Linked DNA regions of Homo sapiens: region 2 is linked to region 1. The links are chromatin contacts, found by Hi-C or POLR2A ChIA-PET in ENCODE. All regions are on one chromosome and are shown on one strand. Each heading gives the region's core, a stretch centred on a gene start or an enhancer-like site at or near the end of the contact. The rest is flanking DNA. Distances are from core to core; before and after follow the strand shown.

Region 1 (6,975 bases), core at 2,673-5,172:
TTATTAGAGTTCAGAGCTGATACACTAAGCAGTCAATGAACCTTGAATAACAAATACTAATTGAATCAATGTGTTAACTTGCTAACTAAGTATTTATTTTTAATATTAAAAATGTTGGCCAGGCTTAGTGCCTCATGCCTGTGATCCTAGCACTTTGTGAGGCCAAGACAGGAGAGGAGATTGCTTGAGGCCAGAAGTTCAGATATATATATATATATATCTCCTGGCTATTAAGTTTATTACTATTTTTCAACATACAAATTGTATTTTATGGCTGGTGCAGTGGCTCACTCTCGTAATCTCAGCACTTTGGGAGGCTGAGGCAGGAAGATTGAGGAGTTCGAGACCAGCCTGGGCAACATAGTGAGAACTTGTCTCTACAAAACAAATTAAAAAATTAGTTGGGCATGGTGGTGCATGCCTGTAGTCCCAGCTACTCAGGGGGCTGAGGTGAAAGGATCGCCTAAGCCCCAGTGGTCAAGGTTGCAGTGAGCCGTGACTGCACCACTGCACTCCAGCCTGGGCAACAGAGTGAGACGCGGTCCCAAAACCAAACAGCAATTACTTTTGCACCAACCTAATATTTCTTTAACATGTTCATCAAGTCACTTAATAATTCAGCATTTTTCCCACTGAATTAAGGACTTTTTAACTATTAAAAAGTTTGCTCAGCCGGACACGGTGGCTCATACCTGTAATCCTAGCACTTTGGGAGGCCGAGGCAGGCAGATCGCTTGAGGTCAGGAGTTCGAGGCCAGCCTGGCTAAGATGGTGAAACCTCGTCTCTACTAAAAATACCAAAATTAGCAGGGCATGGTGGCGGGCACCTGTAATCCCAGTACTCAGGAGGCTGAGTCAGGTGAATCTCTTAAACCCAGGAGATGCAGGTTACAATGAGCCAAGATCACACCACTGCACTCCAGCCTGAGCGACAGAATGATACTCCGTCTCAAAAAAAAAAAAAAGTTTGCCCATGTGTTCTTCACTGTCTAATAACTTTGATGATGAGAAAATGTTGGGAATCCTCTTCTTGGCATTCAAGCCTATCACATTCTGCTCTCACCCTGCCTTGCCCCTTTATCTCCTGCTTTTCTACTGCATGAACCTCTTTTGCCATGAAACTGGGCTACTTGGCATCCTCAAAAAAGTGTTTTCGGCCAGGTGCAGTGGCTCATGCCTGTAATCCCAGCACTTTGGGAGGCCGAGGTGGGCAGATCACGAGGTAAGGAGTTTGAGACCAGCCTGGCCAATGTTGTGAACCCCCGTTTCTACTAAAAAAATACAAAAATTAGCTGGGCGGGGTGGCGTGCGCCTGGATTCCCAGCTACTCAGGAGGCTGAGGCAGGAGAACTGCTTGAAACCGGGAGGTGGAGTTTGCAGTGAGCCAAGATTGCACCACTGCGCTCCAGTCTGGGCAACAGAGTGAGACTCCGTCTCAAAACAAAACAAAATGAAACGGTGTTTCCTCCCTTCCTGCCTTTGCCAATCCTGCCTAGAGTACTCTAGGATTCTCTTACGCCTGGACCGCTCTTCCTCTTTCTCTTTGCCTTTTGCCCTATTTTCCTTTGCAGCTTATCAAATCCCTCAACTCTGTTCCCCTCCTCTGTATCATTGTCCTGGGCCACTCCATGCACGGGACTTCTTCCTCTGACTCTTGAGATCTGTTAGGCAGCACTTGCATAGACTTGTTCCTGTTTTCCATGTATTTGGATGATTTTACCATCTACATGTTGGTGCTTTGAGGGTAGGAATTCTACACTAGACATCTTTGTTTCCATGATGTTGCCTTGGACACAATGAACGCTGACATAATTGTTGATTGATTTAAAATACATTTTTCTATTTTTAAAATAGGCAGAGAAGAAACTCTACTAATGTTTCTCAACACCTACAAGAGCCTGCCTGTAATGATTAAAAGGACAAAAGGGGTTATTTTATGTCTTAACTCAACATTTCAAAGCAGCTCAAAGGAGTATTTATCAAATGAAAAGAAGCAATCTCTGAATATTGATTTAGTACATCTAAACTATAACTAAGTTGGAGGACAGGGGAAAGCATGTGTATATTGGGGTGGGGAACACAGGAAGAAAGCTAAATCCTCATTTTCCAAAATAGTAGGAAATCAATATATACTTTCTAACATGGAAAAAAGATGAGAAAAAATGTTGCAGCATAAGCATTTTATATCCATGAAGGTAAATAACAAAAGGGCTATTTTTTTCTTTAATGGCCTCTGCAGATGCCCTTATCTCTTTTCTCTTCAAGTCCCTCTTAGAGCACATCTCACTCTCTTGATTTTATTTATTTATTTATTTATTTATTTATTTATTTATTTATTGAGACAGAGTCTCACTCTGTCACCCAGGCTGGAGTGGTGGCACGATCTCGGCTCACTGCAACCTCCATCTCCTGGGTTCAAACAATTTTTCTGCATCAGCCTCCTGAGTAGCTAGGACTACAGTTGTGTGCCACCATGCCCGGCTAATTTGTGTGTTTTTGGTAGAGATGCGGTTTTGCCATGTTGGTCGGGCTGGTCTCGAACTCCTGATGTCAAGTGATCCACCCGTCTCGGCCTCCCAAAGTGCGGGGATTACAAGCGTCAGCCACTAACCCCAGCCAACTCTCTTGATTTTAAATGTCGCTCTAGATAGAGACATTTCTAGTTCCAGGTCTCTTTGTTTCTCATTTTTATACCTCAGAGATGCTGGTGGGAGGAGTACGAGCAAGACTGGAGAAAGAAAGTGTTTGTAATAGTCCGTGTGAGAAAGGAGGGGTGCCCAGACAAGGGCAGCAACTGTGGGGAAAGAGAGTGAGGCTGATTTAAAAGCCATTTAGGAGGGAGACTTTACAGAGCTATAAGGCAGCTATAGAGGGTGAGGGAGTTGGAGGACCCAAAGATGAACCAGGTTTCCAGCAGAGGTACTGGATGGTTGAAGAAGAAAGAGCAGTTTAAGGAAGGGAAAAAAATGTCAGTTCAGTTTTGAAGATGTTGAATTTGCAGTGCTGGGGAACAATGGAATAGAGCTGTCTTATAGGCACTTTCATTTACAAGTGGGTTATGAAAGAGGGAAGAATAGGGACAGGAACCACATTTCAGCAGGAAAAATGGATCCTGATAATCAGGAGAAGTTGGGATTTCTGCTTCATGGTGGGACAGAGAAGAATATATTTGACACTCCGCTGATCCGTAGGAGCAGCTCTTCTTTCTCTCCTGCCCAGTTGTGATGGTAAGTGAACAATGTAGCCAACCTATGTTATCCTATAATCAGCCTTGGAACAGGGTTGGGTGACAAAGGGCTAAGATTTATCAGGGATGAGGAATGGAATCATCCACCAGTTAAGCCATCTAGAGCAGCATAGGTGCTAGGTGAGGGTGAGGGGAATCTAGAATTGGTAGTGGAAGAGGGAAATGGAGTGTCTCAGAAGTGGCTTTGAGAGCAGCTACAGAGGGAAAGACTGTAACTTGGCCCCCTGACATTCTAGTAAGGTTCTCCTAATGGAACCAACCAGAAATCCAGGGTAGCTAATTTCAAATGGGGTGAACTTACTATAGAAGCAGGTGGGTTCCAGTGACATAGAGGGTGTACAGTGATGCATGCCATGGTGCTCTGCTCAGATCCCCACTTTAGGACCATGATGTTCATTCTCTGGCTGCCAGAAGTACTGGCTGCTTGACAACCTACCTTGAGTTCTTTTAGAATTGTCCTCAGCCAAAGAGAGTTGGCTTTCTAAGTTTATGTGCCCCAGGCTGCATCCAACGACCCATTGATGGTGGGGTACAATCGTTCAGAGTAGACAACTCTGAAGTGAGCTCTGAGCTCCCACTGGTTGGGCTGAGGCTTCTATTGTCGACTGCACAGCAGGTAAACTCCTCCTGCAGCTCAATTCTGCTGCCTTCACTGCTCCAGAGTTGTGTGCCTCCTACATGTAAGTCTCTGCCTGAGAGTCAGTTTCCCAGGGAACCTAACCTAAGACATTAGGGCAATGCAAATGAGCTAAGTCCTCCCCCTTCACAGGAGGAAGTCAGCAGATAATATCTAAGGGTGATAAAAATCAATATGTAAAGGTGTAAGCATATTCTCTAGAGTTACACAGACAACTGCCGGAAGAACTAAAAGTAGAAATATTGAAAAGAATATTGTCTCTGCAAAATGTGACTGCAGATTGATTAGGTGGGAGATTTGCTTTTCCTTCTAAGATTTTCTCAACTACCGAAATTAATATCGTATGCAAATAGTACTTTGACTCAAATCTAATTTTAACATTAAAACAAGACTTTTGGAAACAACTAATGATAAAGAGGTAGTGAGTGAGGCAGAGAGAAGTAATAATGTTTGATTCAGAGGATGTGGCCTAGAATTCAGGTGCTGTTTCTGTGTCTGGGTACAGGTCACTTCCTCTTTTAGAGACTTAGTTTTCTCATCTGTCAAGTGGGAATAACAATGATATTAAATAAAAACCACTTGGCCGGGCGTGGTGGCTCACGCCTGTAATTCCAGCACTTCGGGAGGCCGAGGCGGGTGGATCACGAGGTCAGGAGATCAAGACCATCCTGGCTAACACGGTGAAAACCCGTCTCTACTAAAAATACAAAAAATTAGCCGGGCGTGGTCGTGGGCGCCTGTAGTCCCAGCTACTCCGGAGGCTGAGGCAGGAGAATGACATGAACCTGGGAGGCAGAGCTTGCAGTGAGCTGAGATCATGCCAGTGCACTCCAGCCTGGGTGACAGAACGAGACTCTGTCTCAAAAAACAAACAAACAAACAAACAAACAAACAAACCCACTCAGTATCATTGTGAAGTGTAAATAAAATAATGAAAAGTAAAATGCTTAGTAAAGCTATGAAGAGCTGTCCTACTTAGGAGAATGAAGTACATGTTAGAGATACTGGCAATGTACAAAAACTACAAAAAAGTGGTTAATTCTGGCTGTGGATGAAAAAGGCCTCATGAAGGCAGGATCACTCATGGTTGGCTTGCAAAAGAAAGGAAGATTTTGGTAGGCAGAGAAGAAGACATGGTGGGGAGAAAAAAAATTTTTTTTTTTTTTTTGAGACAGAGTCTTACTCTGTTGCCCAGGCTGGAGTGCAGTGGTGCCATCTCGGCTCACTGCAAACTTCGCCTCCCAGGTTCAAGCAATTCTCCTGCCTCAGCCTACCAAATAGCTTGGATTAGAGGCATGTGCCACCATGCCTAGCTAATTTTTTTGTATTTTTAGTAGAGACGGGGTTTCACATGTTTGCCAGGCTGGTCTCGAACTCCTGACCTCAGGTGATCTACCCACCTCGGCCTCCCAAAGTGCTGGGATTACAGGTGTGAGCCACCATGCCCGGCCCAGTTGTGTGTGTGTGTGTGTGTGTTTGAGACATTGTCTTGCTCTATCGCCCAGGCTGGAAGGCAGTGGCACCATCTCGGCTCACTGCAGCCTCTTCCTCCTGTGCTCAACCAATCCTCCCACCTCAGCCTCCCAAGTAGCCAGGACTACAGGCATGTGCCACCACGCCCAGCTAATTTTTGTATTTTTTGTGGAGATGGTGTTTCACCACGTTGGCCTGACTGGTCTCAAACTTCTGGCCTCAAGTGATCCGCCCACCTCAGTCTCCCAAAATGCTGGGATTACAGGTGTGAGCCACCATGGCCAGGCAAAATATTTTATTGTATTTTATTATTATTTTTTAATCTGTTTTTTTTTAAACTTCCTTTTTTTTTTTAATTGATCATTCTTGGGTGTTTCTCACAGAGGGGGATTTGGCAGGGTCATAGGACAATAGTGGAGGGAAGGTCAGCAGATAAACAAGTGAACAAAGGTCTCTGGTTTTCCTAGGCAGAGGACCCTGCGGCCTTCCGCGGTGTTTGTGTCCCTGGGTACTTGAGATTAGGGAGTGGTGATGACTCTTAACGAGCATGCTGCCTTCAAGCATCTGTTTAACAAAGCACATCTTGCACCGCCCTTAATCCATTTAACCCTGAGTGGACACAGCACATGTTTCAGAGAGCACAGGGTTGGGGGTAAGGTCACAGATCAACAGGATCCCAAGGCAAAATAATTTTTCTTAGTACAGAACAAAACGAAGTCTCCCATGTCTACTTCTTTCTACACAGACACGGCAACCATCCGATTTCTCAATCTTTTCCCCACCTTTCCCCCACTTCTATTCCACCAAACCGCCATTGTCATCCTGGCCCGTTCTCAAGGAGCTGTTGGACACACCTCCCAGACGGGGTGGTGGCCGGGCAGAGGGGCTCCTCACTTCCCAGTAGGGGCGGCCGGGCAGAGGCGCCCCTCACCTCCCGGACGGGGCGGCTGGCTGGGCGGGGGGCTGACCCCCCCACCTCCCTCCCGGACGGGGCAGCTGGCTGGGCGGGGGGCTGACCCCACCACCTCCCTCCCGGACGGGGCGGCTGGCCGAGTGGGGGGCTGACCCCCCCACCTCCCTCCCAGATGGGGCGGCTGGCCGCGCGGGGGGCTGACCCCCCCACCTCCCTCCTGGACGGGGCGGCTGGCCGGGCAGAGGGGCTCCTCACTTCCCAGTAGGGGCGGCCGGGCAGAGGCGCCCCTCACCTCCCGGACGGGGCGGCTGGCCGGGCAGGGGGTTGACCCTCCCACCTCCCTCCCGGACGGGGCGGCTGGCCGGGCAGAGGGGCTCCTCACTTCCCAGTAGGGGCGGCCGGGCAGAGGTGCCCCTCACCTCCGGACGGGGCGGCTGGCCGGGCGGGGGGCTGGCCCCCACCTCCTCCCGGATGGGGCGGCTGGCCGGGCGGGGCTGACCCCCCCACCTCCTCCGGATGGGGCGGCTGGCCGGGCGGGGGCTGACCCCCCCACCTCCCTCCCGGACGGGGCGGCTGGCCGGGCGGGGGGCTGACCCCCACCTCCCTCCCGGACGGGGTGGCTGCGGGGCGGAGACGCTCCTCACTTCCCAGACGGGGTGGCTGCTGGGCGGAGGGGCTCCTCACTTCTCGGACGGGGCGGCTGCC
Region 2 (7,138 bases), core at 3,401-5,900, 330 kb before region 1:
GGAGGATCACTTGAGCCAAGGGTTTGAGACCAGCCTCGGCAACAAAGTGAGACAGTTAGCCAGGCATTGGTGGTGTGCACCTGTAGTCCCAGCTACTTGGGAGACTGAGGCAGGAGAACCGCTTGAATCTGGGAGGTGGAGGTGGTGGTGAGCTGAGGTCGCACCACTGCACTCCCACCTGGGCAACAGAGCAAGACTCTGTCTCAGAAAAAAAGGAAATACAGTCGGGCTTCTGTATCCACGGGTTTTGCACCTGCAGATTCAACCAACTGGGATGGAAGATAATAGCATTTGTAGGATGTGGAACCCACAGATACAGACGGCTGACCTTTTGTATGTGTGTATAGGACGTTTTCCTATCTTCAGGGCAGACTGCCGAACTTGAGGAGCATCCATGAATTTTGGTGTCCGTGGACATTTTGGGACCAATTCCCTGTGGATATGGCAGGACAACTGTAGAGATGAATTTAACAGCCAGTTCAAATGCCTTTAGTCAAAAGCATGCCCAAGTTTACTCAGCAGATGAAAAAAATCTGTAACATAAACTACACTATTCCGATATGAAGAAGAGATGTAACAGTATATTGGAAATGAGCTTTTTGCCTAGAAAAGGATATTCAAACTCATGTCTTTGTTACTAAAAATAGTTTGGGAACTCAAGCTTTATAGTTAACTTCAAACAGATTCTGAAAACATATCTTAAGCGTTTGAAATTAGAGGAATAACATCTATTTTTCCACTATCTTCAAACACTCAACTATAATAGACACTAGACACTTGAACATGTGATTTTAAAAACAATCATGACAAATTTCCTGCATTATGATTTAGGAAGTTTAGCCTTACCATCTCTTACCTGTTAAGACAAAAAAAAGAAAAAAACAAAACAACAACAACAAAAAAAACACCTACCACTACCAAAAACAATGTAAAGATTATTTCCTTTCCCGTCCAGCAGGTAACAAATTAGTAGTTCTGATGGGCTATGGACCCAGAAGTTTATATTTTAAGGACCTATACCTGGTGATGACAAGTATGCAGGAAAGAGGGTCTGAATTTCCACGATCAATGAAATGAAATTGGTTCTGAGTGTTACAATGCAGAGTATTATAGTCAACCTCATTTTAACTGAATGCTATAAATTCATTCAATTAAATGTTAGAAGCTTGGTATGAGAGGAAAAAAAAGGGCTTTAGAGTCAGAGAAATGGGTTCAAATCAAATACCCTAGTTTATTATGTAACCTTTTACAAGTCAACTTCTCTGAGCCTTGGTCTTTTCACCAATAAAATGAGGATAATACTGCCTCTAACACCATTTTTATAAATATTAGATAAAGAAGATAAATTGAGCATGTGGCACAATGACTATCACAAAGCAATGCTCAGTCACCATTTGTTTTCTTCCTACCCCCTCTATACTAAATGTCAGAATCTCGCCTTTAGTCAATGACCTTCACTCAGTAGTGTGCTGGTTAACATTTAATAACTAGCTGTCCAGAGGGAAGAAAGCCCAGTTTATAGCACTGGTTTGTAGCACTGGCTTGTTTCTGTGGTGTAAATACTCCTACCATGGCCGATCCCAAGCATGAAGTCACTGAATGCAGAGATGTAAAGAGATGTGCAGTAGCACACCATTTTTGTCTATCCCATCTGTTTTATTATCTCTACTTTGTTTTATTTTCTTCATAACACTTTTACCTTTTTAAATTATCTTGTTTAATTATTTAGATATTTGTCATCTGTTTCCTCTGACAAGAAAAAGCATCAGGAAGGCAGGCATCTTGTTTCATGCTAAGTAGTTGTAAAAATTCCCAAAAGTATTAAAAAGTGTTTAAAAAGAAAAAGACTAATTCAATCAAAACACATCCTCAATTTCAGTACAATTGCTCTTTCTGTTTGGTAAAGGAAGAAAGAATAAACATGACCAGTAACTACCAAATGCTTAAATTCAAACAGCAGACTACTTCTCCCATATCACCTAGCTCAGTCAATAAAAAGAGGCCAGACAGAGGCACTTCCGTATAAGATGTCCAACTAGAGTATCATACTAATTGAATCCAAGGCAGGCAATCTTACTATCCTTAATAAATAAATTCAGGCAGTTATTTTATGACTATAGAAAGGGAAACAAATACTACTGTTAATAAGTTATGTATTATACTTTTTTATGTTTTATTAATCCAGCTTGTAGGCAAAGCCTCCATACCTTGAATTTACTTTACCTGCATTAATTAACATTTGCAAACATTCTACAGAGTTGTGATAAGCTGCTTCATGAATTGGCATCCATCCCCTGTTATCAGCAACATCGACACTTCGGCCCTTTTTGAGCAGTTTCCTTAAGACTTTAACATTGCCTTCCCTGGCAGCAAGTCCAACTGTAGAGCACGTGTCCGCGTAAGCCTCTGTAAAATCCATTTGTTTGACCAGTCTACAAAACAAGGTAGAAGGATAATACTATAGTCAATAAAACAACACTTCACTCCTAGAGGTCAGCAAATCACGGTGGGCCTGTCTAGTATCTCTCACATGACTGACGAAGAAGGGCCCACAATACAGAAAGTGACTGCCATGCCACAGTCTCTGCTGGTGCCTAAAGCAGGAAGTTTCTCTGTTTGGCAGATTGGAATTCCTTGGAAGGTTCCCACTAAAAACATGAAGGGACTTTTAAGTGTTCTATCTTTCCTCCTCTGGAAATGTTTGAGGAGTAGGCTTCTGCTCCTGTTCATACCCCACCACAACGCATTCTTTGGTGCTCCATTGATAAGAGCACCCTCTTTGGTGCTCCATTGATAAGAGCACCTCTGCTTAATCCCCAGTGTACACTACATTATGCAGAGATGGCCATTCAACTACCAGCAATGCTCAGCCTCAATATACAGCCCTCTATAGGAAACAACTAAACCCAAAGAGGCCAGAAAAGCAGTGAAAGATAGGTGTCATTCTAGTCTTCCTGCACCTGCTTGTCCTTTCCAGAAGAGGTTAAACACTCAGATTCTCTATGCTTGACCAAATAGACCCACTGACTGAGCATACTGAAACCAACAGAGAACACCATGAAGAGATGAGCCCGGTTTTCCTACATAGCCCAGAAAGTTCTTAACAGAGTTCTTGCCCACATCATCACCTCCCTCCAATGCTCACTTCAAGTTCCCCTCCAGTCAGAGTCCAGTATAGCTCTCATGTGACTCTCTCGAAGACACAATTTCTTGTTAGTGACTCTATGAAGCAGTTTGGATATGGAATACTTATTTGATTACATAACTATTGTTAATTTTCTCAGATGTGATAATGGCATCACAGTTATTAGGAGAATGCCCTTATTCTTTTTTTTTAGGGAACTTGTTCTAGGATGAATGTCCTTATTCTTATGAGACACATGTAGAGTATGTGGCAGTAAAATGTCATAACACAAGCAACTTCAAATGTTCTCCATTTAAAAGTATAAATAAAGTAAAAAGGAAGTACAGCAACTGTGCAAAATGGTAATTACTGGATCTAGATGAAAGGTATTGGTCATTACACTCTTTTTATCTGAGTTTTCTGTGTATTCAAAATTTTTCAAAAAAGAAGGGTTAGCAACCATATCAGGCAATTTGAAACCACAACTTAGAGAAAATAGGAAAAGACTTGCTTTTTTTTTTGTTTGTTTGTCTGGTAGCAGCTTCCTGCTGATTTCTTTATAAGAAAACAAATAATACCCCTTGAATCTGAGTGTTTTAGCATTCAAGATCATGGTATAAAAATCTTCAAGAAAGAACAATCACTTGGTAAGGTTTCTGTTTTCACACACAGAGACACAGCCATGATAGTCCAAGCGAATTTCCTAAACAATATTTTGCAGCAAGAGCTCTAATGAGCAGATCTTCAAAAAATTTTAGGATCCTTGACCCCTTGGAGAAACTCATGAAAGCTGTAGTTTCCCCCTAGAAAAGTGTACACCCCAAATTTTGTATACAAATTCAGGTTCCCCAGCTCGTTTCCAAAGCCTTTACAGGGGCCCCAAGTTAAGAACATTTGCCTGCTCTTTTGTGAACAAGCCAATGATAATACTAAAGATGAATAAATTTGTGTAAAATTTAAATATATAAACAATTCCCATTGAAATGACAGCTACTCTTTCACAAGCGTAAACTTCTATTGTAAACTTTCTGCTTTTATTTGAAAGGCAAAAGACTTTTTTTTCAGGACATAAAATCAAATATGAATTACATTCCTCTGGCTGCTGTTATATAGGCAAAAATCTAATTTCCAAAGCAGAACAAAACGTGTTTCTAGGTGCTTTGCTACCTGCGGTGCTGGTACACCGCCTCCGTATCTGGACACGAGTGACGACTCCTGCTCTTTTCTCCTTCCTCGGCCCCGTTAGAAATAAGCCCAGTTCCAATTTCAGAGCCAAATAGCTCCAAAAAGCATTGTGGGTATTGTAGTTTTCTGCACACGGGCACTAAAGGTAGGTTAGGGTGATTTACGGATGCTGCAAAAGAATCCATTGCTTACTACACCGAAGGTCAATGCCTCTTGACACCCTAATCAAGGAAATAAAATAAAGCTGACTGAGATCCGCTCGGAAAATCTTTCTGGATCTAAACTCCCAGTGCGCTTTGCGCCCCAAGTGGCCATCGCGCCTGCGCCCCGCGCGGCCGGTTACTCGCTTACCGGAGGCTTCAGTCCCCGGCGGCGCGGCGACAGCTAGGGTTCACGGCCACTGGGGCAGAGGAGCCGCGAGAAGATGTGGGTTTTTGGTTACGGGTCCCTGATCTGGAAGGTGGATTTCCCCTATCAGGACAAGCTGGTCGGATACATCACCAACTACAGCAGGCGCTTCTGGCAGGGCAGCACGGACCACCGCGGGGTCCCCGGCAAGGTGAGGCGCCGGTCAGCTCCCCACACTTACTGCCCCCTGACCCCTGCTCCCCAACTCCACACACAGCACCCACACCCTAGAGAACCACACCTTAGCGCTTCATGGGGCCAAAGCACATGGCTTGGGGTAACATTTCTGTAGATTTTCCCTGCCACCTGCCCGCCATCTCTAACCCAGCCCGGGCACTCCTTCCGAAGCTGCTTAAGATGCCGGTGGTTAGTCTCTAGAGACGGCGAGAAGCGCGGGCACAGGCGCACGAGCTCGCACCAGGCTGAGTGCGGAGATGGGGACTCCATCTCTCTGCAACCTCTGCCAAAAGAAAAAAAGTCCCATTGGCGGGAAGATGAATGCTCATGTCACCACAGAGTTGAAATAGTAAATCAAGTTGCAAATTCAGCTTTTTAGCAATTAAATTTGTTGGCATTTCTGCATTCTAGCCGACTTTCATGAGCTTGCGATTAAACGTGCATGTTACTTCTAGGATTTCTTTACATCTTTCAAAAGTTTTATTTTCTGACACACAGGATTGCAGAATGAGTTTCCAAAATTTTCGCTGGTTATTAAGGAACTCACTTTGGTTTTCAGTACTAGTGAAGTTAAATGAAGTTCTGGTTATATGAATAACATAGTACCAAACTCATTACTATATCCAGCATTATTTTAATGTTACTTTCTTGATGGTTCTCATAATTATAATATGAAATGTAAGTTCATTGATTCACTTTTCAGTCAGTCCTACAAAGACATTAATCTCAATATATGTATAGAGAATTAGCAGCAGCTCACTGCTTATGCAAATCAGCTTTGTACTGGCTACAAAACAACTAATCCATAAAGAAAACTAAGATTGAGGTAACTAATAATTTGGAAATTGGTCAATGGAAAGTGGAAAAGATCAAGGCGCTAAAGTAGTTTGCACCTGCTCATAAGAGAGACATGGGATTAAAATCACGAAAAGAACCTGAATTAGAAACCATTCTATCTCAACTAGAGTTGGTCAGTTAAGAACTTGGCTTTTAAGTAGACTATACTGGCCTATTGGGATGTTGGACACAGTGACCTGAAAAGGGGCAATGGCTTAGGATAAATGCACATTTACAGATCAACAGAAATGTCATGGCCAAAGTATCTCCAAGAATGTTCTAGAACAATATTCAAGACATTAAAGAACTAAGCTAAATTAAATGGCTTCTGAGTTGTCAGTTTTGGCTGGGCCCGGTAGCTCACGCCTCTGATCCCAACACTTCGGAAGTTTGAGCCAGGAGGACTGCTTGAGGCCAGGAGTTTGAGAGTTGTCAGTTTTGATATGAATATTTAAAATTGCCATTCCGAAAAGAAAACCTTTAGCCCAGGCTCCAATTATAATGACCAAGTATTAAATATTTATGTATGTGGCTATAACAACATACTTTACTAGTCTTGACGAAAATGTACAGTGTGTTACAAAACACATTGAGATATGTATGCTGTCAGAATAGACTGATGATTAGAAATTGCCTAGTCAACACAACAGTCCGTGATTCTTTAAAAGGAGAAAGGGGCTGGCCAGGCGTGGTGGTTCCCGCCTATAATCCCAGCACTTTAGGAGGCCTAGGCGGGTGGATCACCTGAGGTCGGGAGTTCAACACCAGCCTGACCAACATGGAGAAACCCCCTGTCTACTAAAAATACAAAATTAGCTGGGCGTGGTGGCGCACGCCAGTAGAGTCCCAGCTACTCTGGAGGCTGAGGCAGGAGAATCGCTTGGGAGGCAGACGTTGCGGTGAGCTGAGATTGCGCCACTGCACTCCAGCCTGAGCAACAAGAGTGAAATTCCGTCTCAAAAAAAAAGAGCTAAAAAAAGGTGTCTTTCTGATCACCTAAGACTCAGAATTCTAACTGCACTTAATACCATACATCTTAGCCCATATCTTAGCTCTATTTATTTCACATGTTAGTTTGCATTCTAGAATGACAATATAAGCTACTGGAACCAAGAATCAAGATTTCATCTTCTCCACAGCACACAGTAGCTATGCATAAATAACTTCTAATTCACTTTGAAATTGAAAATAATATGGCATTATCTACTTGACCCTCACCAATATATATATATCCTCATTGTAGCATCATCTTAAAAAGAAAACAAGTCAGAAATCTAAATGTCCAAGAACACAGGAACGTTTATAGTTCATCAATGACACAATATTATGCAACTATTAAAATGTATGAGAAGACTAACAGGAAAATTAAATGAGAAATCATAATCCAAAATCCCATGTGTTCCATGA

Evidence for each region. A loop is a pair of places that touch in the nucleus more often than their neighbours do. ChIA-PET counts read pairs that join two places held with the same protein, here RNA polymerase II (POLR2A). Pooled maps may share reads with other maps.
Region 2: a loop to region 1 is called in a map with no recorded cell type, with 2.9 times the contacts of the local background. The contact joins the promoter of CHAC2 here to the enhancer-like site in region 1. A Hi-C loop is called at or near these places in 1 of 168 maps with a recorded cell type or tissue (OCI-LY7), 7 of 37 single-sample maps with no recorded cell type and 4 of 50 pooled maps. POLR2A ChIA-PET finds 5 or more read pairs at or near these places in 3 of 52 experiments (OCI-LY7, T-cell and activated B cell).

What each region holds. Positions count from the first base shown.
Region 1 is chr2:54,089,194-54,096,168 of GRCh38, forward strand. It overlaps a transcript of ACYP2 not described here. Among named protein-coding and RNA genes, the nearest start is that of ACYP2, 23 kb to the right of the region's middle. RefSeq lists an enhancer at 5,599-6,294. Within about 2 kb of position 3,923, at least 4 of the 41 ENCODE cell types and tissues checked have a DNase peak (open chromatin) inside an H3K27ac peak, as active enhancers do; they include OCI-LY7, where a contact is called at or near this core.
Region 2 is chr2:53,763,154-53,770,291 of GRCh38, forward strand. CHAC2 (ChaC glutathione specific gamma-glutamylcyclotransferase 2) reads left to right here and starts at 4,651. Exons shown (of 3, transcript NM_001008708.4): 1 at 4,651-4,868. The coding sequence starts at 4,734. ASB3 (ankyrin repeat and SOCS box containing 3) reads right to left here. Exons shown (of 10, transcript NM_016115.5): 2 at 2,224-2,432. The coding sequence starts at 2,419. GPR75-ASB3 (GPR75-ASB3 readthrough) reads right to left here. Exons shown (of 10, transcript NM_001164165.2): 2 at 2,224-2,432. RefSeq lists enhancers at 4,623-4,972, 4,993-5,182.